5 separate regions of the Homo sapiens genome follow, and regions 1, 2, 3 and 5 are each linked to region 4. A link is a loop called in an ENCODE intact Hi-C map of the cell type or tissue named here. Cell type or tissue: PC-3. All regions are shown on one strand. Region 1 overlaps SLC16A9 (solute carrier family 16 member 9). Region 2 has its middle 5.1 kb from the start of MRLN. Region 3 holds the start of SLC16A9 (solute carrier family 16 member 9). Region 4 has its middle 83 kb from the start of SLC16A9. Region 5 overlaps SLC16A9 (solute carrier family 16 member 9).

Region 1 (5,000 bases), 63 kb before region 4:
CCTCCTTTTATATTTCAAGTGAAAAGTCTATCTATGAATCTTTAAGGAGATGTTTATAGACAATGCTCAAATGGGGGTTATTAGGGAAAGATAATTTTGGGGAAGGGAGCAAAGGCAACAGGAAACTGTCAGCTGAAAATAAGATTAAATACTTGTAAATCACTTTGTATTTGGCAAAAATTAGTATAGTGCATATGTATACATTTCAGGGATAGAAATACTCAGTGTTCTTAAATGTCACACCTGCAGTTCTGACAGCCTATATCCAGAGCAGAAATTTTCAGCCAATGTAAAGAGTTGAAGAAACAAAGGATTGGCATTATTTGAGCAGAACTAAACATAATCGAAGGTGCTGGAACTTAAAGCTTTATTGTGAATGAAATGTAGTCTTTCATCAATAGTCTTTTTCGTTTCCCGAAGGAAGGGATTAGAACTTGCCAACTCTCCTTTCCCCTTAAACAAAACAGGTTCTGGCTTTAGGAGATATACTATCCTTTCTACTAATGATAATCTAATTTTGTTGAATAGTGATATCTTCTTATGGTTAATATTATTTCATGCTCTTCTCTCTCCTCCAAGGGAGGCTCATAATACATGTACTGTATTTAATTTTTTTAAGTTAAAGTTAAGAAAGATGCTTACAAGTTCAAGTTCAAATTCAAATTAATTCTGTGAAACTTCTTTAAACCCTGTAGTATAAAAAAACTGCCCCTAAATTAGTGTTCTTCAAATGATCTCTCAAAATGGTTTCTAATTTTGAGTTTTATAAGGTGTCTGGTCACTCAGAGTCCTGGTTTGTTAACACTCTGGTTGAAGGAGATTCCAAATTCTCAAATAGTTTACTAGAATGTAGTACAATATCTATTTCTTAGAAACACATTTTCATACATTTGAATAAGACTCCAAAACGTTGAATGTATGCATGGATCATAAATCTAAATAACATAGTGCCTTCTGATACTTACAGATCTTGTTTCATTCATTTATTTACTTACTTATTTATTTAGAGATGGAGTCTTGCTCTGTCACCTAGGCTGGAGTGCAGTGGCGTGATCTCAGCTCACTGCAACCTCTGCCTCCCGGGTTCAAGCGATTCTCCAGCCTCAGCCTCCTGAGTAGCTGGGATTACAGGCGCGTGCCACCATGCCCAGATAATTTTTGTATTTTTTAGTAGAGACGGGGTTTTGCCATGTTGGCCAGGCTGGTCTGGAACTCCTGACCTCAGGTGATCCACCCACTTCGGCCTCCCAGAGTGCTGAGATTATAGGTGTGAGCCACCCTGCCTGGCCTTTTTTTTTTGGAAAAAAAATTCCACCACTTAGATAATATAAATGATTAATTCTACAATATGTAGAAACAATTATTTCTTGTGGTTATAAACACAGACTTCTTGAAACACATTTTTCTTGAATTTACATGGAGAGTACCATTTTTCTAATCTTGTTTTGCTCTGTGAGCCCTGTAAGAACTGCCCTCTCCAACTCCACCAAACCTATCGGGCCTATCCTGATTACACATGTATGTTCATGTTATTCCTCTTGCCTTGGCCGCCCTTCTATGAATCCCTTCATTGTTCTTCACAACTAACCTACTTTATGAGGCCCTTCCACTCCTGCTCCCATCTTGAGTGCTTTCATTTCCTTCGACTCCTAAACATTTAATATCCATCCACTTGTATGGCACCCAATCGTGTACGTACTCTTTTGCACATACCTTTCCACGTGGACACACCTTCCCATGTACACATATCTTACCTTCCTAAGTGAGTTAAAAGAGTTCCTGAGGTCAGGGACCATACCTTATATGCCTTCTGGTCTCCCTTAGTAGCTAGTGCAATATAACTTAAATGTAAGTGATCAAGAACATTTTGAATAAAGACCACTTTCTTCTTTTTTTTCTTTTTGAGACAGCATCTTGATCTGTTGCCCAGGGTGGAGAACAGTGGCATAATCATGGCTCACTGTTATGGCTCACCTCCTCAGCTCAAGCTATCTTCCTGCCTCAGCCTCCCAAGTAGCTGGGACCACAGGTGCATGCCACCACACCCAGCTAATTTTTAAGACCACTTTTATCTTGCTGCATTTCTATAAACATTAGGATAAATGGGCTTAGTGGAAGTTTTAGTTAATTTGGAATTTTTATGAAAAAGAGTGCCAAATAAGGGAATGTATCATATTAGATCATAAGATATGAAGAAGGGAGGATAATAAGAAATTTTCATAAAAATAGATATGGCACATCTATATTTCTTATATTCTATGGTCATCAACAATATTCCTCAGCTTTACCTTTGTCCCAAATGGAACCAAGTGGGGTATGGATGGTTAAAATAATCAACTTGAAATTACTGCATACTCACAATATATTTATTCAGCTGCAGGTAAAGAAATGAGTACCGATAACTTAACAAAATAATTTACTGGGTTAGCTCACAAACGTGGAAGGTTGGAGAAACCAGGCTTCGGTATCTCTAGGAGGTCAACGTAGTAGGACTGACAGAGGTCTCTTCAGTGCACTTTCATGGGGATCCATAAACTCCGCAGATTTTCCTTTCCTTATATAGCATTTCACTCAAGATTCAGGCATTTCAATCAAGATTCAGAGTCCTGAAAGCCTACTGGCTTCTCTTGGGTTAGATGCCCTTTATTGCTCAAGGTCAAGGAAACTTAATTAACAGTCCCACAAGCCCTCTAGCCATAGGACTGATCTACATCCTCAAAAAGGAAGTTGAGCACCATTACAAAAAAGGAGAAATGAAGGCTAGCCTATTCATAAAATCACCTTACGCAGTACAGAATATCAGAAAAACAGCTGGTGAGAGGCACCTAGGGAATAGAGGAAGCCACGGGAGGAGGGTACTAGAGTGACAGAATACAGGAAATCACTCAATGGTAGTTTTAACTGTGTTCTATTGACACTACATGTATCTTAAACTCTGAGATGATGACAGATCAGAAGCTGTTAGTCATCGCTATAAAAACTTGCCTTTCTAGTCAGAGTTGATGTGCATGGGAACTTTGTATTTCCAAGGTTTGCTCTCTTAAATATTTACTGTGAGAATTTCTTTGGCTCTTGTCCTACATCCTGAAATGTCACCGAAGGCAGGGCATGGCAATGCAAGGGAGGGCGGAGGTGTGTGGTGTAGAAAGGCATTTTTGTCTACTTAGGTTTGAAAACTGGTAAGGGAGATAATTCTCTTCATCCTCCCCCATTGCCCGCAACCTCCCAGGAATACTGGCTTTATTCATGATTCTGGTGCTTTGTCTCTATAAATGTGTACTTTTCCTGAAGTGCTGTGATTGGAGCATTTGAATGAAGGACAATCTCGTATGCATTTGTCTTCACACAACCTCTTAGTCTCTTTAGATGTTTGGCTATTTCTATCATATCCTATCTAGTTTGAGGAGTTCAGACAATATTTTCTTTAAAGAGGATTCTGGACAGAAATTGTAAAGTACTAAATTGTCATTAGAAAGATCAGAATTGCATTGTTTACTTTTACAATAGAGTAGGTACCAGAGAGAGCAAATTTCCAATGGAGGGACATATTTGATTACTACAAAAGTTTCTGATTTGGAAGTTTGGATAATTCTGTTAACACAATCATATGGTTTGAGTGTCTAGATTTTATACCTACAGTTTTGTTCACTAATTGTAACATCTCTCTGTTTTTGATCATTAAATGTTGAAAGTTAATTTGTGTAAAGACTTATGCACGTGGTGACATGAGTTCTGCCCAGTGCTCTGAAATCAAAGTGAAGAAATAAATCCATGGAAGCCCAGGCAAATGATGGGTGTAGCTATGACTCTCTGAAGGTAGCCAAATGCCTTGTCATCTAATTAGGCTGTGTGTGAATGGATAATTGATATTCCTACTGTCTTCAGAGATTATCTGTTGAAACCACAGCCAAGTGCATGGTTTGGCAGAATCCGTGGGCAAAGACTCTGTTGCACCTGACAGTAAACCTGGCATAGTGAAGAGACATGGAAGGTACAGGTTAAGTGGGAGGCCCTGCTGGGGACCTGAAGGTTAAGCCTTGGATCTCCAAATCCATTGCCATGTAAGCTGTTTAGGAAAAGAAGGAAAATTTTTCTTTTCTTTTCTTTCCTTTTTTTTTTTTTGTTGTTGTTGAGACAGGGTCTCACTGTGTCACCCACACTGGAGTGCAGTGGTGCAATTACTGCTCACTGTAACCTCAAACTCCTGGACTCAAGCCATCCTCCCACCTCAGCCTTTTGAGCAGCTGAGACTACAGCTGCACCACCACACCAGTCTAATTTTTGTATTTTTTTGTAGAGATAGAGTTTCACTATGTTGCCCAGGCTGGCCTCGAACTCCTGGGCTCAAGCCATTCCTTGGCCTCCTGAAGTTCTGGCATTACAGGCATGAGCCACTGTGCCCAGCCCAAAGCTTTAAATAAAGTAAACACCATTTGGTTACCAACACTAGTAGAAATCAAAAACAAAAATAGACAAATTTTGCCTATGAAGTAAAAAATTCCTCCGCCAAAATAGACTAACATAGTCAAAACAATGCATGAACCAAGGAAATTTAATCCAATAATTCATGGATGCTTCAGTAGTAGAAAACATATATTTTATCATATTAAGAGTTATAAAGGGAAAATTGTATGACCATCTTCCTATACACTGGAAATACATTGATAAAATGTAATAACAATTATTTATAATAACACTCAAAAATATAAAAATGCAAATTACTTTCTTAACTTCGTAAAAGAAATCCAACAAAGCACCAGAGGCAACATCATGGTATTTGAGGGCATTCCCACTAAAGTTAAGAACAAGACAAAAATGTATACTTTTGTTAATTGGTATTATTCTGTATGTACTGTTCAATGCAAAGACAAAAGAAGGAAATTAGGGGCCAGGCACGGTGGCTCATGCCTGTAATCCTGGCACTTTGGGAGGCTGAGATGGGTGAAACACCTGAGGTCAGGGGTTCAAGACCAGCCTGGCCAACATGGTGAAACCCCGTC
Region 2 (5,000 bases), 130 kb before region 4:
AATGTGAATGTATTTAACACTACTAAACTGTATACTTAAAAATGGGTTAGATAGGCCAAGCATGGTGGCTTACGCCTATAATCCCAGCACTTTGAAAGACTGAGGCAGGTGGATCACTTGAGGTCAGGAGTTCAAGATCAGCCTGGCCAACATAGTGAAACCCCATCTCTACTGAAAATACAAAAAAAAAAAAAAAAAATTAGCTGGTGTGGTGGCACGCTCCCATAATCCCACCTACTCAGGAGGCTGAGGCAGAAATATTGCTTGAACCCAGGAGGCGGAGGTTGCAGTGAGTCGAGATCATGCTACTGCACTCCAGCCTGGGGACAGAGCGAGTCTCTGTCTCAAAAAAAAAAAAAAAAAAAAAGTTTTGATAGTAAATTTAATGTTATGTGTCTTTTACTACAATTAAAAACTTAAAAAAACTCAACATTATAATTATCCCCTTTGATTCAAGATTAATAAATATTATTTATCAATGAACAACTCAAAAGTGATAGTGAATCTCCTGAGTGGGGGAGAAACAGGGTCTAAGAAATAATTCCCTGAAGACTCTTGTTTGCATTATTCCTGCAAAAGCAGCTGAAGCATCTGTTGAGAGGTGGTAGCAAAGGTGAGTTGTTTTACGCCAAGACCAGCTCGGTCGGGGAGACCCTAACCCAGCAGTGCTAGAGGAATTAAAGACACACACACAGAAATATAGAGGTGTGAAGTGGGAAATCAGGGATCTTACAGCCTTCAGAGCTGAGAGCCTCAAACAGAGATTTACCCACATATTTATTAACAGCAAACCAGTCATTAGCATTGTTTCTATAGATATTAAATTAACTAAAAGCCTCCCTTAAGGGAAAGGAAGGGATGGGCCGAATTAATTGGATAGGTTGGGCTAGTTAACTGCAGCAGGAACACGCCCTTAAGACACAGATCCCTCAGGCTTTTGTTTGTAGCTTAAGAATGCCTTTAAGCGGTTTTCCACCCTGGGCGGGCCAGGTGTTCCTTGCCCTCATTCCCGTAAACCCACAACCTTCCAGCTTGGGCGTTATGGCCATTATGGACCTGACATTGCTGCAGAGATTTTATTTATAGCCAGTTTTGGGGCCAGTTTATGGCCAGACTTTGGGGAGCTTGCTCCCAACAGTTTTAGCATCTTGCTGATCATCTTCTAGGGGGGATGACTGAAATGAAAAAGAGAAATATTAATATAAAAGGTTATAATAAAGTTAGGAGCCAGGAGTCGGATCTTGAGAGTATCTGGTCCAGCAGATTCCAAGAGGTCGTTGGATGAAAAGCTTTTGGTCATACAGCACTGCTCATTGAGTTTGCCGAAGCTAAGATGTCAATGTTCTTGGCAATGTTGTCCACGGTCTTGGTTTCCTCTCATATAAAGGCATTTGTGACTTGAACATTTTATTACACTTCCTTTGAGGCTCAAAGAGTGCCTTTTCCAGGGAGAAACTGGCCCCTGCATGGTCTGCCTCAGTGATGAGTATTTCAAGGTACATATCAAGTCATCTGGGCTTTAAGGTGCAGTGCTTCCTCAGGTGCTGAGGGAAGTGGCAGCTACAAGGCAACCTAGAGTTCCAGTAAAGATCTGGGTTTACAAATTTTAATCTGGATTGTCAGAATTCAGTTCTTCGTGATGCCAAGACAGAAGGGAGAGATAAAAATTGGAAATGTTAATTTGAAGGCTGTAGGCAGATATTAGAGAAAAACAAGAGTTAAAATTTGATAAGGTTTGGCAATGCGTGTAAGATGACAAGATCTGGTACAATTTACAGGCAGTAACGAAACTGTTTTTTCATATTTGTCAGTTACCTGCAGTTTACAAGAGGTTCAAACACAAAGAGTTCGAAGACAATGAACAGGACCAGAATCTGATAACCCACCAGGGTGTGCTATAGTTTTCCACTGAAACACAAAAATTCTCTCCACAGATACTTCCCTTTTGAGCAAGATAATCTCAAAGGACCAGACACAGTCGCTCACGTCTGTAATCCCAGTACTTTAGGAGGCCGAGGTAGGAGAATTGCTTGGGGCCAGGAATTCAAAACCAGCCTGGGGCCGGGTGCTGTGGCTCACACCTGTAATCCCAGCACTTTGGGAGGCCGAGGCAGGCAGATCACGAGGTCAGGAGATCGAGACCATTCTGGCTAACATGGTGAAACCCCGTCTGTACTAAAAATACAAAAAAATTAGCCAGGCGTGGTGGCAGATGCCTGTAGTCCCTGCTACTCGGGAGGCTGAGGCAGGAGAATGGCGTGAACCCAGGAGGCAGAGCTTGCAGTGAGCTGAGATTGCGCCACTGCACTCCAGCGTCTCAAAAACAAACAAACAAACAAACAAAAAACAAAAAACCAGCCTGGGCAACATAACAACACCTTCTTTTTCCAAAAAACAAAAATAAAAACAATACAAAAATTAGCTGACCATAGTGGCATGCGCCTGTAGTCCTAGCTACTTGGAGGCTGAGGCAGGAGGATTGCTTGAGCCCAGGAGTTCAAGACTGCAGTGAGCTATGATTATACCACTGCACTCCAGCCTAGGCCACAGAGCCAGACCCTATCTCTTAAAAAAATTAAATAGATAAATAAATAAATAAATAAATAATCTCGAAGGATTATTCTTGGTCAGAAAATAAAGTTGATGTCATTAAATTCAACCTAATTATTTTAACATAGGCAGCAAGAATGGCGATTTAACATATTGGCTCTTCAAAGTTTGCTTTGTGGAAGATTTCATAAGGATGTTCAAAATGGACCTTTAAAAACCTCTTGAGGCTTGATTCTTCAGAGAGAGTATTTAAAAAATAAACAAACACAAACCTCTTGAAGTTAAGAAGCCAAGCCAAGAATTCACCATGAGATTTCACCTATATTAATCATAGATTTGAGTAAATTCCTCTCTTCTTGAGGTCACGCAAATAGTCTCGGTTTCCTTGGCCCACTAGCAAGAGAACTTCCTTATTCATCGGTAAGGCTGAGAACCCCATAAGACAACCCTGTAAAGTCAGCTTCAGTTCCTTAAGACTTACTGGCCATATCTTGATTCATTCTCAGATATGACATTCTGAACAAAGCCTTATTCAGAATAAGCTTTGTTGTATAACCAATGTTTCCAATTACATCGTCTTAATAAGGAGAACAGATTCTTACTGAACCTATGTGAATAACTATATTGCCATGGAAATAAAAGTATTCAATAAAAGTTTCCGAATTCTGGAGGAAACAGGAAGAAAAAGATAAATGTTTTGTTTTTATTAATCTACATTTTTTTAGATAATAGCTTAAAAGAGAAAGTAGCCCTCATGTCCAGAAAATAGAATGTTAAAGTACTAGCAGCATTCCAAACAAAACCCAAATCATTCCTCATAATTTTGCTCAGGCTTATTCTTGTTCTGTTCCATCTTGGGTTAGTAGCCTCATGAACCCGTTAGCTTCTTAATGAGAATGCAGGAAATCCTGGATGGTCCAATGGCATGGGCCCCAAGTTATTTAAGCAATACCATCATAAGCCTGTGCCCATGAGTACTCAGCATAGTCCTTTCCCGTGGGGCTCTGAGACCATCGTTTTTAATGTCAAAGCACTCTGGTTTGTAGCTGATTTGCAAGTGCTTTCCAGGAAGAATCAAAGTAAAACAACAACAACAAAAACTTTCTCTAGAGGCCAAGAGACCAAAAATGACCATGGTTAACTTGTTAATGATAATTTTTCAAAAATGAAATATCTGATGAGTTCGTTACAAAAATAATGCAATTGACAAGGAAATTTGGTTGTTTCTGTGGCATTTAAAACAAAGCAGTGAATTTAAAATCAAAGTGACAGAAAATTTTTAAAGAAAACATAGGAGGTAACAGGATTGTAAAGAACCTTAATTCTTTCAAGAGTGAGAAGACTTTGTTCCTGTAAGTAATCAACGACCTGAAAAACTGAACGTAAAGCACAGAAAATTATTCTGATAAAATAGAATCATTGCCTTTTAGGCAGATTTCTCAGAAGGTAAAGAAAAATCTTAACAACCTCTTAAAAAGTACATAAATGATTCAAGAAAATTTTGTCATTTAACAGAAAGAAAAGCAGTTTTAATTTTGTATCAGCATAATGTTTGATATCAAGACTCTTTTAAGAAAATCTTGTAAATAAAGCCACTAAACCTTAGCCAGTTTCGACTATGGCAAATAAAATTCCCTTTCTGTGCACCTTCTACAGGTTTCTACATCCATTTAGGTTTTGTGCTACCTATTCTTCTTCCTCACTCTGGAACAGCCAGTCATTTTACTTTAGGACAAAACTATGCTCCTTTACCTTAACAAAAACACATCCTGAGTACAAAGTTACTCTTCTCTGCAATATTTTTCCTAGAGAATCTCACTCAGAATATTAATCATAACTTTTTAACTTCTATTTCACAGAGATAGCTATGAGGTAAATACCTGTGAGCAGTCAGACACTACAATTTTGTAGCAAAGCTTATGAATATACACCTTACAATGTTTTATAGCTTAGATGTCCTTATAGTACAATTTCTCAATGTGGCAAAATACATACAGCCTTAAAATTATGCTTAGTGATTAATATTTTAATACTTTATCTTATTAGAAATGATCTAGATATTTAATGACTATCCATTAATTAACTTAAACTAGCATAAGTTTTAAGTTACTAAAAGATCTTAGAGACTGTCTTCAAGCTGACATACCACAAAACATAATTATTGTTGAAATGAAGTTTGTCAGAATAATTAATTTAGTTAAACACACATCTCCCGTTTTCATCATCTTAAACATCTAGGAAACATAATGCTTGAATAATAGGAAACATAATAATTGAATAAACATTATTCAATCAGTAGAGCTGTCTAAATTCAGGAAGAATAAGCCCAAATAGAATACAAATGTATGCTTGCATTATGCTGAACTTGGATAACTCAGAAGACAGCTCTTTCTATCAAAAACAAATATTAAAGTAGTCTTTTTTTTAAAAAAAAGAGTTAACTAAATTTT
Region 3 (5,000 bases), 84 kb before region 4:
GGAGAAGAACATCATGTCAAAAGAAAAGAAACCTGAATGGTGTGGTAAGTCAGGGAGGAAAGTCTGGTCAGCCAGGCAAGCACTGGACCAGTGACTCAGGTGCTGGTCAAGTGTACCACCTTCCCCTGACCTGATGACACCTTGCTCTGCCCTCTGTGTTTCATGTTTCTGCTTCCATGCTGGGATAAGGACCAAAGAACAATTTTAGGTTAATTTCTCCATCTCATTCTCTAAAGGACTAAGGTGGCAAATAGCTTAAGAAAGGGAAGTCTTAGAACATTTCACAAATTATGAAGTTCTTAATAAATACCTAATAATAACAATGAAAAGCAAAAAATGAACTCTTTTATTTAGTTGACACCTCTATATCAACTTTTCTTTAAAAGCATTTCTCAGGTTCCTTTTCTTCCAAAGCCGGGTTCATTTAAATCTGGCTTATGTAATAGCCTGCCTTTTTCCATCTTGTTGAAACTATTTCTGAGCCTGGAGAGTGACCCAAAGGGCAGATGCTGGCCAGAGCTGTAAAGCCAGCAATATCTAACTTATCTGATTCTCGCTTGGCAAGCACAGCTTGCATTTTTTTTTTGTCACTGGATGGAAAAAAGTGGGGGCATAGAGGGGTGGTTTTAGCTTTGTCTCTGCTGACTTATCTGCCTCCCTCACCCCCAGGGTGATCTGGAGCACATCTTGAGCTTCTCCCGGTCAAATTCCATTTGGAAGTAAAGTGTCAGGACTCAACTAGATTTCTGAGTTCTTTTACATGTCTTAATGCTCCCCTGCAGATGATGGGGGCAATTTTCACATTCCAGCCTGGCAGCAGTCCCCTTAGCCAAGTGTCTACTGCCCCAGGGCAAGATTCTAGCTCTCTGATTCCTCCAAGCTCCCTTCTAGCCACTTCATTCATTACATTAGAAGCCTGGCCCTGCAGCCATCTGAGTTTATGACCCCTGAGAACCAGTCTTTCTCTCTAAAGCTGGGAGCATGCCTGTGTGTGAGCACAAGCTCATTTTTGGTTCTTAGTTGATAGGCAAGGGCTGGCCTGAGTAGAAATGGAAGTGCTGGCTATATACTCTTCTAAAAGAAATCTGGGAAAACTTGGTGCAAGTGATAACAGGCATGTGTCAATTTCAGAAACCAGTTGGTGGATGTAGAATATTTTCCAGGCACAATTTCCTTGTCCCCAAAACATAAGTTCATATACATTGATTGGTTTGAGCAACAATCAAGATAACATGTGCTCTGGTGCTTAGGAAGTATTTGAATCAAAGACAGACTTTCTAAAATTACCTTTCATTGGCTGGGTGCGGTGGCTCACACCTGTAATCTCAGCACTTTGGAGGCCAAGGCGGTGGATCACTTGAGGTTAGGCGTTCAAGACCAGGCCAACGTGGTGAAACCCCATATCCACTAAAAATACAAAAATTAGCCAGGTATAGTGCTGCGTGCCTGTAATCCCAGCTACTCAGGAGGCTGAGGCAGGAGAATTGCTTGAACCCTGGGAGATGGAGGTTGCAATGAGCTGAGATCACGCCGCTGCACTCCAGCCTGGGCAACAGAGCAAGACTCCATCTCAAAAAAACTATTTTATTGAAACATAGAGAAAAGAACACAAATTATCAGTGTATAGGTCAACGCATTACCACAAAGTGAACGCACTTGAGTAACCATAAACCAGGTAAAAAAATACAGCCTAAGAATCCCCTATTGTGTTCCCTTGCCTCTTTAGAAGTAAGTTTTTTATGGTGTTGACAGTACAGTTTCTCCATTTTTCCTTCCAGAACTTATTCTTGGGACCATGTTGCTCTCATTCTCACTGTTACTTTTCCCCTCTTCTCTTTTTCCTTCTTAGAACAAAACAAAATACTATTGACTAGCAGTGGTCATTCTCTTCACTCTAACCTGAAAGTCAATAAATTGAGTAGAAAGGACTGATGGGGGCCAAAAGGGCTGAACCTCCACCACATTTGTGCTGTAAGAAAACATGACATGGTTGCCTAGGCTCCACAGGTTTTTTAAACTCTCATCTCACACAAACTCCATGATACAGGCAAGATTCTTGTAATTTCATAGACAAGGAAACAGAGGCTCAGCAGCTTGATCAGCACTTCTGAAACCAACCCTTTGCCAGGTGTAGAGTCTTCGTCTAGGCCAGGACCTGTCACTTCAGTGTATAAAGGAAGTTCTCATCAAGGTGGTTGATGGCCGCAGTCCCCTTTAAGAAGTAGAAAGTGTGGTGCGGCTTCCCAGAAAAAACACAGAGGAACACAAAAAGTGCATATCACTTTGGAGGTTTCCCACGGCCGGCGAACCACTGGTACCTATGGACAGCCCCCAGCTGCTGCAGTGACTGAGGGATAAAACAGCCATCCATCTCTGCGCGCAAGCCCATTACCAAAGATAGTATTGCCAATGGTAGTATTGTTAGTGCAGTTCAACTGCAGGACAGACTGAACGTCCTTAGAAGCAGCCTGTGTGTGTGTGTGTGTGTGTGTGTGTGTGTGTGTGTGTGTGTGTGTGTGCACCGCAGGACGCCCTCCTTTCCCGCGGAGCTGTCACAAAGGACTGTACTTGGCATCCTCACTCCTCACTTCCCAGGATCACGGACTCCACAAAGTTCTGGTGCCCGTTTCTCCGGGACCACTGCCAGCTGAGCATACAGCTCCGGCCAGGAGGGCGCCAGCGGCCCCGGGAGCCAGGGAGACCAAGGAACACTCGCATTCATTTGTACACCCCGGCTCCCCCCAAACGCGCACGGCCCTTGGCGGGCTTGGCCAGGGCACGTGGTGGGCGGCGGGGGCACAGCGGCGCCTGGGGACGCGCGTGTGTGCGCACCGAGAGGGCGCCTGGCCGACGGCGCCCACCTCTCTCGTGGCTTTGGTGGCTCCAGGCCTGGTAGGGCCGGGGCCGCGGCTCGGGCAGTGCCCTCCCTACTCCTGGCCGGGCCGGGAGCAGCGGGAGCAGGCGCAGCGCCCCTACCGCCCGCTTTTCCGCCTCCATCTCCTCCGCCTCCTCCTCCTCCTTCCCCCAACCACCCGCGCAGTCACAACCGGTTCAGACTGGCCGGGGTGCCCCGCAAAGAGAGACAAGGGAGAAAAAGACAGCAGGGAAAACCCCGGGGAGGAGAAGGCGAAAGAGAAGGTGGAGCTCAGAGAAGGGGGCCGGCTCCCCAGCTCCATGTGGCCGCCGCCGCTGCGGGTCTGTGGGGGCAGAGGGCGGCGGCTCCCGGGGCAGCGCGTAGCGGGACCGATTGCCTAATACTCCGGCAGGGGCCGGGGCCGCAGCTGGCTCGGATAAATAGCCGCCCGGCTGGCCCGGAGCTGCAGGGGAGAGCGGCGGCCGCGATCCCCACCACACCACCAGCCCGGCCGCACGGGGCACTGAGCCGGGTGCTGAGCACCGGAGGCCCCGCCGAGGCCGGGACTCAGGTAAAGGGCTGGAGCTTGCGGGGAGGGTTCCAAAGGTGGGCAGCAGCCCCTGCTGCCCAGCGTCCTAGAGGCAAGAAGTAACTCCGACTCGGAGCAGTAGGAGGGGGCGGTGGAGCAGCATGGAACCGGGCTTTTGTCTGGGGTGTGTGCCGGGGGCTTCGAGTGTCCACGGTGCGCCCGCCCCTCGCCGCCCCCTTTTTGATGGGGTGCTTCTACAAAGTGGGCAAGTTTTCCCGGGAATCCGAAGGCGGCATTTTGTACGGAGTTGAAAGAGAGGGAGGGGGTCCTGGGGGTGGTACGGTGGCCCCCCAGAGAGCTGCCTCTGGACTCCAGAGAGCTTCCAGGGTTGCTGGTGGAAGAGCAGGGAGAGGTGCATGTGATGCAGGTGGGCCTCCATTTCCCAGAGGACCGAAAGGCCTCCAACTGCCTTGGTCCGGAGCGCGAGCAACCAGGTGCCCCCGGAGGGTTGGGAATGGGGCGCCGCGGGTACTCCTGACCTACGTGGAGCGCAGCGCGCAGGGCCGGCGGATTCTGCACGTTGGCGCCAGGTTCAGCACCACCCGGCAGCCCTGGGCGAGCGCGGGAGCCCAGCCTTCGCCACCGCCGCAGGAGGCACCGGCACCGCGCCCACCTGGACCCTCAGCCAGCACTTGGGAGGACTTGGTGCTTAATGCCCCATCTTTGGTTCGCCCTAGGTAACCTGCTCTGGCTTCAGCAGCGCCCAGAGGCTTTCCAGAGAGCTGATAACCACGAACAAACTTGGCTGTCAAAAGCAAATCAATGCTTTACCTTGTTTTCTGGGTGCCTAGTCTATCCAACACAAACTATCCCCGAAGTTTAGTCAGGATTTACGCTAAATATATTACTTATATAGTAAGTTATTCGATATAACATTTTTGGTCAATTTTCTAGGCTACAGTTTTGATGTGTTTTTTAAAAATCTTGAATTAACTGAATAACAGTTCATATTGAAGGTGGATTCTCCCATTCCCTGCACCCAGGATTTTCCGTTGTTCCATCAAATTCTGTAAATCGGTATGCCCTAACAGTTTCTTATATTTGAGTTGGCTTCAGCTTCGAGAAATTCTTCAGGCAGGTTTAGGCAGAGGGCTGAGGAAGCTAGAGAAGATTCCGAAGAGAAAGGATGATTATTTGTTGCATGATTATAGCTTCTTTTAAAACTTCTAATAGGAAAACCCTTCCACTTTCCTGGACCAAATGCAGAGTAAAGTCATTTTCTATTATCTGTTGCAATAATTAATAATAAATATGTAAATGCAGAAAACATGGTTAGTACCCATATCATTGCCAGAAACCAGTCCCGCTCTCCCTCCACCATCAAAAAAAAGTCCTCGCAAGTAGGAATTAGATAAAATAATTTAACCTGCAATTTTGCAACAACTCAGACTTTCAGCACCACCGACCCCCTAATAACATCCCTACTGGTTTCTTCCATTTTTTGTGTAGGCAAGTGGAATAACAGGTATCCTTCATATCCATAGGAAGAGCATTGGGAGGAGCCAAAGATATGGGGAGGTAGATCAAGACATTAGGAAATCTTTTCTGGCTTCTGAC
Region 4 (5,000 bases):
GGGAGACTGGCTGTGGTCTGGGTCTTTACTCTTAGGAAGGCACTTTATAAAGTCATCTACTTTTCCTACAGTGAGTTGGTGTCTGCTGTCCCCGCCTCCTTGATTAGTGGAAACACCTGGGAACCCAGGAAATTTCACCAAGTGCTACACATTTGGATGGGCAAGCCATTTCCCTCCATGCTCTCTGTTAGCAACACAGGAGTCAGGCTTAGAGAGCTGAGCTCAATCTTTAATCTTCTGTCAATGAAATCCTTACCTGTGGTTTGCTGACACATTAGGTCTCCCCCAGGGCACAGAGTAATCCAGTGCCTTCTCCTTTCAAACGGACAAGGGGCGGTCCTCGCTGGTGAACAGCTCTTCTTCCACTGGCCTCCTTCCCGAGGCCTGTTGTAAGGGTTATGTGAGACCTTCAATCCTAGAGCGGAGAAAATGTACCTACCTTGTATCTTACAACTTTTGATTCAAGTGAGAGCTTGGAGAGAAATAAACATATTCAAATAAGAAACAGAATAAATGAGGATTTGAAAAGCCAGATCAAATTGAGACCTCGAAGCACAGGATGAATGCAACTTGGGTCATTTGATGCCAAATGTCAGATTCCTGACAAAATAAATTCTAGGTTTTTTTTTTTTTTTGGAGACAGAGTCTCACTCTGTTGCCAGGCTGGAGTGCAGTGGTGTGATCTTGGCTCAGTGCAACTTCTGCCTCCCGGGTTCAGGTGATTCTTCTGCCTCAGCCTCCCAAGTAGCTGGGACTACAGGTGTGTGCCATCACACCCAGCTAATTTTTGTATTTTTAGTAGACATGGAGTTTCATTATGTTGGCCAGGGTGGTCTTGTTCTCTTGACCTCATGATTCGCCCGCCTCAGCCTCCCAGTGTTAGGATTACAGGCGTGAGCAACCGCACCCTGTCAGATTCTATCTTTCTTCACTGTGTAAACCCTTCATAGATTTCCTGCTCTCTGTTCTTCCCAAATAGCCTAACCCCAAGGGAAAAATTGATCTCAGTATCTTTTTGGAGAAGTCAGTCTCCTTGTTGAATGTGAGAGGCAACATGGTCTGTAGAGCCCCAGGATCAAAGGATGCTGTGTGGCCTCTTGACCCTGCATTGGTGTCTTTCTATTACTCATCTTCAACCAACAAATACACAAAGTACATATGCACAGTACACACATGTATAAGTGCTTAACAGGACTGGAAGCAGGGGGAATAAGGCTGGTCAAGGTTTGTCCTGCCACCCATGAGCTCATATGCTTCCTGAGGAGACCAATATACAATTAGGATACAAGTTGAGAAATGTCATGGCAGAGATAAGTGCAAACTTCATAGGTGTGAGTGATATTTGAAATAGTTGACAACTGGCCAGGTGCGGTGGCTCATGCCTGTAATCCCACAGCACAGGGAGGCTGACGTGGGAGGATTGCTAGAGCCCAGGAGTTTGAGATCAGCCTGGGCAACATGGTGAAACCTCGTCTCTACAAAAATTACAAAAATTAGCTGGGCGTGGTGGCTCATGCCTGTAGTCCCAGATACTCAGGAGGCTGAGGTGGGAGGATTGCTTGAGCCTGGGGGGTGGAAATAGCACCACTGCACTCGCTCCAGCCTGGGTGACAGAGTGAGTTAGACCCTGTCTCAAAAAAAGCAACAACAACAAATACCAAATATTTAACAATTGTTAGAGTCACTGCAAAGGCTGTTTCTTACCCACAGCCAGGGCAGTGTGACTAAGACATGCCAGATGGGAATAGGGCATTCTCTTTTGGGTCCAGGCCCATCCTGGGAGTGGTGGGATGGATGTGAGGGAATGAGGGGCCTCCGTCAAGCTGGCTGGGTGGCAGGCGCTGCACGGCTCTGAGGGATTGAGCAGCCGAGGCAGTGGGACATAGTAAGGGGCTGAGGCCCAGGGCAGTGTAAGCATCCCATTGGTGTGGAAGTATTTCCATATTTTACCAATGATATGCTCTTTGAGAAGCAATATCCCATGGAAATATAATGAGAGCAATATCTATGTAATGAAACATACTTAGGAGACAAAGAATAAAAGTAAAAAGAAACAAGGGAAATTAAATTTGGCATTTGTCTTACTCAGTAGGTCCAAAATGTTATCTCAACATGTAACTAATATCCAACTGATTAATGAGCGATTTCACTCTTTTTGTTGTTGCTGAAATCCAGTGTGTATTTTCAGTTTAGAGCCTGCCACCTGTGGTTACCGTATTGCACAACACAGGTCTAGTAGGAAGGATTGTGAGAAAAGCAGCCCTCTGTGCTCCCTGGATTTTGGGGGAGGTGACCTTCCAGTTGCCTGGAATTTTCTGCAGGATCTGTCTGTGGTTTTCTTCTTTGATTAGCCCACCTGTAAACCCACGCAGCCCTTAACAGGTGCAGAATTTACAATGAGACACAGTAGCTCTTTCAGCACTGAGCTCCATTACACTAATTATCTGGCCTATGGCTTAGTGCTGCCTTCATTACCAAACCAAAGGCTTAATTGCTCTTTTAAGCTCCTTTGAATTTTTAGACTCAATTTACCTGCAGCCTCCTGAAACTCAGGCACCCGAATTTACTAAGGATAAGTGGGGATTTGCTGTGTGCTGAGGCCTTGTTAGGCCCTCCTAGACTTGCATTTTCTTTTTTATTCAGCGAAGTGAGATAATGGTCTTTTCTTTCCTTTTGCCTTCCTCACAGTTGGTGACACCTGCAGGCTGAAGCAGCATTTTCTGTACTTTGGCACCACCTTGTGGTTCAGCTGAAAAAAGTCTAGAAATGGGCCGCATCCATCTTGGGCTCATTGAGCATCATGAACAGTCTTGAAGGGCCATCTGGCTTTTGTTATCTCCTTCAGCCTGAGAAGAAATGAGATTTGTTACTGGATAGGGAATGTCTCCTATAGGCTAAACCGCCTGCTGAGAAATCCAACGAGGTAATGGCTCCAATTTGAACTAAGCAGAGAGTCATGCAGAAACATCAATCCAGGCTGCCGCTGTTCTCTATTATTTAGATTGAATTGTGTCTACTTTCCACAGATGACTCGGCTCAGCCAGAGAACTTGGCATCTCTGTGTGCTGTTACTGTAAAATGGGGAGTGATTGTTTTCAGCTGCTCCAAGTTAGGAATTAGCTCCTGGCCATTGATAATACCTCCTGGAAACCGTGCTCACTTCATTGGATCCACAACCCCATCTGCAGCTGAATTTTATCAACAGACATGTTGCTTTGGCCAGCATTGGTTGAATATAGTGTTAGAAAACGGACAGATTGTACAGAGGTTTTGCCAAGATCCGTGTCCCAGTAATTTTTACTGTGAGTAACTTTATGCACTTCCCTGTTATTCTACACCTGTACTCCTTAATTCCCTTATCATTTGTTCCTGCGCCAAAGGTGTGTGAGTTTGCAATTTGCTTACTGGTATGGAGAGGCTGTTTGATTTGCTTGTGGTCACTGGCAGATTCTTTTTTTTTTTTTAATTTTTATTTTAGGTATGGGGTACCTGCGAAAGTTTGTTACGTAGATAAACACGTGTGTCACGGTGGTTTGTTGTACATATTAATACATCACCCTGGTACTAAGCTCAGTACCCAATAGTTCCCTTTTCTGCTCCTCTCCCTCCCTCCCCACTCAATAACACCCCAGTGTCTGTTGTTTCCTTCTTTGTGTTCATGAGTTCTTCTTATTTACCTCCCACCCATATGTGAGAACACACGGTATTTGGTTTTCTATTCCTGCTTGCTAAGGATGATAGCCTCCAGCTCTATCCTGTTCCCACAAAAGACATGATCTCATTTTTCATGGCTGCATAATATTCCACAGTGTATATGAACCACGTTTTCTTGTCTGTCACTGATGAACATTTAGGTTGATTCCATGTCTTTGTTATTGTGAATAGTGCTGCGGCGAACATTCGCGTGCATGTGTCTTTATGGCAGAATGCTTTATATTCCTCTGGGTATATACCCGGTAATGGGATTGCTGGGTCGAGTGGCAGTTCTGCTTTTAGCTCTTTGAGGAATCACCATACTGCTTTCCACAGTGGTTGAACTAATTTACACTCCCACCAACAGTTGACTAACTTACCACCGTTAACAATTGACTACTTTATCTTGCAATTTCCTACTTAAAATATGTCATCAGATTTTTGCCAAGAGGTGCTTGTACTCAGAGTGATGAATAAAATCAATATCTTGAGTCCCTGAGTCTCCAAGTGTCAGAAACTTAAGAGACCTGTGTAAGACCTGTGTAACTATTGTTAAACCAGTTAAAATCCAAGGTTTACCCTTCTTTCACTGTGTAACTTGGGCAGAATGTCTATTGGTGAGATTTCTGTGGCTGTTTCCTCTTCTCATTAAATGAATTAATAATATATAACAGCCTTATAACAGGGCCTGGGAGCTACTAACTCTTCATTGATGATGACAGTCAGTGCTGGAAAGAGGGTAAGGCAGGTGGGGATGAAAATTGACTCTGAAAGTGAGCGCCTCACATGCCTGACTCTATCCCTGGCCCTGATGATGACGGTGATGGTGATGATGATAATAGCTAACACTTCTATGGCATTATTTGGAGTGTTAATATCAGAGGCATTTGAACCTGAGTGACTCCGTTTGGAATAAGGGTTGGGTAAAATGAGGCTGGGACCTGCTGGGCTGCATTCTCAGGAAGTTAGGCATTCTTAGTCACAGGATGAGCTAGGTGGTCAGCAGGATGGGTATCACAAGATACAGGTCACAAAGACCTTACTGATAAAATAGGATGCAGTAAAGAAGCCAGGCAAACCCCACTTTTGGGTAATGAAAGTGACTTCTGTTCATCCTCACTGCTCATTATATGCTAACTTTAATACATTAGCATGCTAAAAGCCACTCCCACCAGCACCATGACAGTTTACAAATGCCATGGCAACATCCGGAAGCTACCCAATAGGGCGTAAAACGGGGAGGAACCCACAGTTCCAGGAAGTACCTGCTTTTTTTTCTGGAAAACTCATGAATAATCCACCCCTTG
Region 5 (5,000 bases), 53 kb before region 4:
CAGTTGCACCTGGTGAGCAAAGCTTTTAAAGATGAGCATAGAAAAATGAGGGCAAATAATTCAAGAATGAAAAGTGGTGGGGAAAAAAAAAGGATGGCTAAATAGCTACAACTTACGCCTGCGTGTGTGTATATATACATATACATATACATATACATATACATATACATATACATCATATACATATACATATACATCATATATACATATACATATACATATACATATACATCATATACATATACATATACATCATATACATATACATATACATCATATACATATACATATACATCATATACATATACATATACATATATATATACATATACATATACATATACATATACATCATATACATATACATACACATACACATATACATATACATCATATACATATACATATACATATACATATACATATACATACACATACACATATACATATACATCATATACATATACATATACATACACATACACATACACATATACATATACATCATATACATATACATATACATATACATATACATATACATATACATACACATACACATACACATATACATATACATCATATACATATACATATACATATACATATATATATACTTTAGATATTGTGTACAAGTTTCAGCATAGCTGGCTCCATTGAACATATTGTATTTGATGTTATCCTCTTTGGGTTCCTCATAGCATAAATTAAGATGCAAACCCTGAAACAGTGTTTATATAGTATTAGCAAGCAGTGTCTGGCAGTGTGCAAGTCACACTGACCATCAGCTTTATGACAACTTTGCTCTACAGAGAAACAAGTGGATCATTAGTACCTTGGAAGTGGAATAAGTATTTTCATGTTGGTGACTCAAATGGTTATCAGTGGTTCTTAGCCAGGGAGATAATTAGGATCATCTATGGGACCATTTCAGCATATAATTGCGTGGATTTGACACGCAGACAGTCTAATTCATTTGGTCCATGATGGGGCCTAGATTCATGAATTATTATTGTTATTATTATTATTATTTGAGATTGGGTCTTGCTCTGTCACCCATGCTGGAGTGCAGTGGTGCTATATTGGCTCACTGCAACCTCGACCTCCCGGGTTCAAGTGATCCTCCCAACTCAGCCTCTTGAGTAGCTGGGACTACAGGTGCATGCCACCATGCCCAACTATTTTTTTCTTATTTTTTGTAGAAACAAGGTCTCACCATGTGGCCCAGGCTGGTCTCAAACTCCTGGGCTCAAGGGATTCTCCTGCCTCAGCCTCCCAAAGTGTTGGGATTACAGGCATAAGCTACTGTGCCTGGCCTCATGAATTTTTTAAAGTCCCCAAAGTGATTTTTAGTTAGGAACTACCACTGGCTTAAGCCCTCTATATTTAAATTTTAATCTTTCACTTTTTGATAACTCTCTGATATATGATTTGCTTTGACATTTTTAAAATAAAGAGAACTATTGTAGATTTCTTCTTGTGTGTGGCACTACTCATGCCGTGTAAATTATGAAAAGTAAATTGTCTGTAAAACCTGCAAAAGAAAGGGACCATTCAGGATGAAAGATGAAGACAGTTCTTGGAAGGATGGGTGGCAGAGGGAGCTGGAACCTTGCCAAGATTGTGCCTAAGCATGTGAAACATAAAGTCCTACTCCTGGGCTTTGGCAAACCTAGATTTGGACAGTAGCTCATAATAGCATATTACAACTGTGAAAAGACATGAAATTCTGGACTTTATACTCTTTATAATCTTAATTCCTAATTCCTTTTCCTTGAGACTTAAATAATTGAGAAGAAAATACTTCTTCCCCTTGCTTGAATTCTTTGTTTGTCCAGATAATCCCTGGGATGAATAAAGCTGGGTAGGAAGGATCCTACCCTCCTGGGTTATACATTGTGAATGAGCTCATCCTCATTACATATATTCCTAGGGTCTCTGAGCTAGGGATGCCAATATAGAAAACACCATCCATGTTTCTAAAAGGTTTGTAGTCTCAGGGAAGAGACAGAAAAAAAAGGTAACTAATAATTTGAGAATTCACAAATATCAAGGAGAATAGCAATGGCAAAACAATCTCTGAGGTTTTAGAGGGATAGCCTTTGAGGAAGCTATTGAGATGGGCCAGATAGGAAGATGGACTTTCATAGGCAGATAGACAGGGAGAGGGAAGTCCATGCAAATTACCTTTATGCAGAGGCCTGGATTTGGTACTGCAGAGGCTGTGTTCTCATGGAGTAAATTTGGCTGGAAAGGAGGGATTGTGTTGGGAGGTGTGACGGTCAGTTTTATGTTTCAACTTGGCTAGGTTACATTCTCCAGTTGTTCAAACACCAATCTAGGTGTTGCTGGGAAGTTATTTTGTAGATGTGAATAAAGTGCATAGTCACTTAACTTTAAATAAGGTAGCTTATCCTAGAAAATCTAGATGGATTTGGCTCAATTGTTGAAAGGCTTTAAGAGCAGAAATGAGCTTTCCCAAAAGAAGAAATTCTGCTTGTAATTGTAGCTGCAGCCTATCCCTGAGAGTTCCAACATGCCCTTCCTAATGGCCTCCTCTGCAAATTTTTGACTTGGTTAGCTAGGCAGGTATTGTCTGGCTGCCTAGTATGGTTGTTTCAAACGTGTAAGCCAATTCCTTGCAACAAATGTCTTAATATATGCTTCCTACTGGTTTTGTTTTTCTGGTTGAAACTTGACTGATATGGGAAGAATGGAAGGTAACTGAACTAGAGAGCTATCATGGCCTTGCATTGTTTTAAGATGAGCTAACACACCCTTTGGCTAGATATTGTTCTCCAAATTCAAGGAAACGGTGGTTCTGTTTCTCACACTACCCAAGTGCTGAAACAGCAGGAAATAGCACGGAGATCTAGTCTGCAGTTTTGTACTCAAAGCAGATTTGAGAGTCCTTGCCCTCTCCCTTTTGTCTTCACTTCCTCCAAAGGTGTTCAAACTCATAATACGAGTCAGTAAACGCATCACCATGTTAATATAATGAGTCAGTATGGCCAGGCCCACTTGCTGAATGAGTTATGAGTGCTGGCAGAGCTGGGTTTGGGCATTACCCCTAAGCACTGTTAACTCCTTCAAGGAGTACTGAATTCCTGCTTCTCTCAAGGATTCTGTTGCATTGGCAGGTTCCCAGTGTGCTAGGCAGTTTTAAGATTGGTGGCCGGGCGCGGTGGCTCACGCCTGTAATCCCAGCACTTTGGGAGGCCGAGGCGGGTGGATCATGAGGTCAGGAGATCGAGACCATCCTGGCTAACAAGGTGAAAACCCGTCTCTACTAAAAATACAAAAAATTAGCCGGGCGCGGTGGCGGGCGCCTGTAGTCCCAGCTACTCGGGAGGCTGAGGCAGGAGAATGGCGTGAACCCGGGAAGCGGAGCTTGCAGTGAGCCGAGATTGCGCCACTGCAGTCCGCAGTCCGGCCTGGGCGACAGAGCGAGACTCCGTCTCAAAAAAAAGAAAAAGAAAAAGAAAAAAAAAAGATTGGTAGGAATAAAGACCAGGTTTTGGTTAAGCTTTCTGCCATCTCTAAATACCACCAAACCCACTAAAATGAAAGGCAGTCAGGGTATATGAGATCAACAATTTGAGTGGGTGTGGCTCCTTAGTGCCTTTTTCTTTCTCAAGGAGATGAACTTGAGATTTACAGTCTTTGCTGGAGCAAGGATTGAGGAACCTGCAATTTGGAGGAGCTCACACCTTGGGCTCCCTGAATTTTAGATGGAAAGGTAGGACCTTCACAGGCCCAACTGATCCACTCTGTTAGGAAATCCTTGCTGCATGGCAGGTCCATAACCTGGTTACTACTATATTCTGTTTCTCACTGTAGCATCAGCCAACTTATGTATTCACTGCAGCAGACCTGGCCATCCTTCTACTCCTGGGACTCTCTGAAACTTTTTAGGAAAAAGAAGTGTGACACAGGAAGGGGAACATCACACTCTGGGGACTGTTGTGGGGTGGGGGGAGGGGGGAGGGATAGCATTGGGAGATATACCTAATGCTAGAGGGCGAGTTAGTGGGTGCAGCGCACCAGCATGGCACATGTATACATATGTAACTAACCTGCACATTGTGCACATGTACCCTAAAACTTAAAGTATAATAATAATAAATTAAAAAAATAATAATAAAAGTAGCTAAACTTAAAAAAAAAAGTGCGTGGAGGTTGAGTTTATTTCCTAAAGGGAATAATTTCATTCCCAAAACTATCCTATAATAAATTAAAAACTGAAAAATCACGTTATGTTTCTGTTCCCTCCATTTAGAATAGATGTTCATCCCTTTTGTTGACATAACCATACTTCGCAGCCTAGTTCAAGGCTTAGTTCTGTGGCCTTGGTTTTTCTTCCTCTTATGAAATCCCCAAACAAGCCGTCTGAACCTTTCTTTTGGTGCTTTTGGCCTTGGGTTTTATTTTAAACCTTGATGCGAGTTTGTTTTGCCTCTTGTCTGAGTCCTGGATTGTGTTTGATTTCTCTGTGTCCTTTTCTAACATGATATGAGATTCTAGTACTGTGCTGTCCAGTAGGGTGGGCACATGTGGCTACTGGGCACCTGAAATGTGGCTTATTCCAGTTTAGATGAGCTATAGGTATAATAAATACACACTGCGCTGGGTGTAGTGGCTCATGCCTATAATACTTAGAGCTTTGGGAGGCTGAGGCAGGAGGATCACTTGAGACCAGGAGTTTAAGACCAGTCTGGGCAACATAATGAGACCCTGTCTCTATAATTTTTTTTTTTTTAATTAGCCAGGAGTGGTGGTAACTTGGGAGGCTGAGGCAATAGTGGCTTCTAAACACCAATACTGACAACAATAATATTGGCTCTTGAACACTAATATGCAGGCAGTGGTAAGTTCGGGAAAAACTTTCACCAAAGGCAAAATGAATATAAAGGCAATGATAGAGGAAATGTATGAGTGTGTGTGTGTGTGTGAAGTTCCTATTATCTTCTTACTGTCTTGCATTTTATTCCAAAATTACA

Evidence for each region. A loop is a pair of places that touch in the nucleus more often than their neighbours do. Peaks named below come from ENCODE experiments on the same cell type or tissue, not always from the same donor. Only the 100,000 strongest peaks of a DNase experiment are listed, where the experiment ranks them.
Region 1: a loop joins it to region 4, with 4 times the contacts of the local background. A loop is called at or near these places in 7 of 110 quality-filtered maps.
Region 2: a loop joins it to region 4, with 12 times the contacts of the local background. A loop is called at or near these places in 3 of 110 quality-filtered maps.
Region 3: a loop joins it to region 4, with 5 times the contacts of the local background. A loop is called at or near these places in 7 of 110 quality-filtered maps.
Region 5: it touches region 4 in a loop (3-fold over the local background); 7 of 110 quality-filtered maps call a loop at or near these places.

The regions. Positions count from the first base shown.
Region 1 is chr10:59,687,091-59,692,090 of GRCh38, reverse strand. All of the region lies in intron 1 of SLC16A9 (solute carrier family 16 member 9), which reads left to right. Among named protein-coding and RNA genes, the nearest start is that of SLC16A9, 20 kb to the left of the region's middle. In PC-3, no CTCF peak of the experiment used is centred here; a DNase peak (open chromatin) is centred at 3,020; H3K4me3 peaks cover 1,080 bases; H3K27ac peaks cover 2,733 bases.
Region 2 is chr10:59,756,082-59,761,081 of GRCh38, reverse strand. No RefSeq gene overlaps it. Among named protein-coding and RNA genes, the nearest start is that of MRLN, 5.1 kb to the right of the region's middle. In PC-3, no CTCF peak of the experiment used is centred here; a DNase peak (open chromatin) is centred at 2,931; H3K27ac peaks cover 2,422 bases.
Region 3 is chr10:59,707,904-59,712,903 of GRCh38, reverse strand. It overlaps SLC16A9 (solute carrier family 16 member 9), which reads left to right and starts at 3,054. Exons shown (of 6, transcript NM_194298.3): 1 at 3,054-3,425. RefSeq lists silencers at 2,712-2,981, 3,212-3,281, 3,422-3,481 and an enhancer at 3,712-3,911. In PC-3, CTCF peaks have their summits at 2,776 and 2,977; a DNase peak (open chromatin) is centred at 3,053; H3K4me3 peaks cover 2,718 bases; H3K27ac peaks cover 1,505 bases.
Region 4 is chr10:59,623,934-59,628,933 of GRCh38, reverse strand. No RefSeq gene overlaps it. Among named protein-coding and RNA genes, the nearest start is that of SLC16A9, 83 kb to the left of the region's middle. RefSeq lists an enhancer at 2,437-2,656. In PC-3, a CTCF peak has its summit at 2,735 (motif pointing left); DNase peaks (open chromatin) are centred at 273, 2,743 and 4,633; H3K4me3 peaks cover 415 bases.
Region 5 is chr10:59,677,016-59,682,015 of GRCh38, reverse strand. All of the region lies in intron 2 of SLC16A9 (solute carrier family 16 member 9), which reads left to right. Among named protein-coding and RNA genes, the nearest start is that of SLC16A9, 30 kb to the left of the region's middle. In PC-3, no CTCF peak of the experiment used is centred here; a DNase peak (open chromatin) is centred at 2,955; H3K27ac peaks cover 1,594 bases.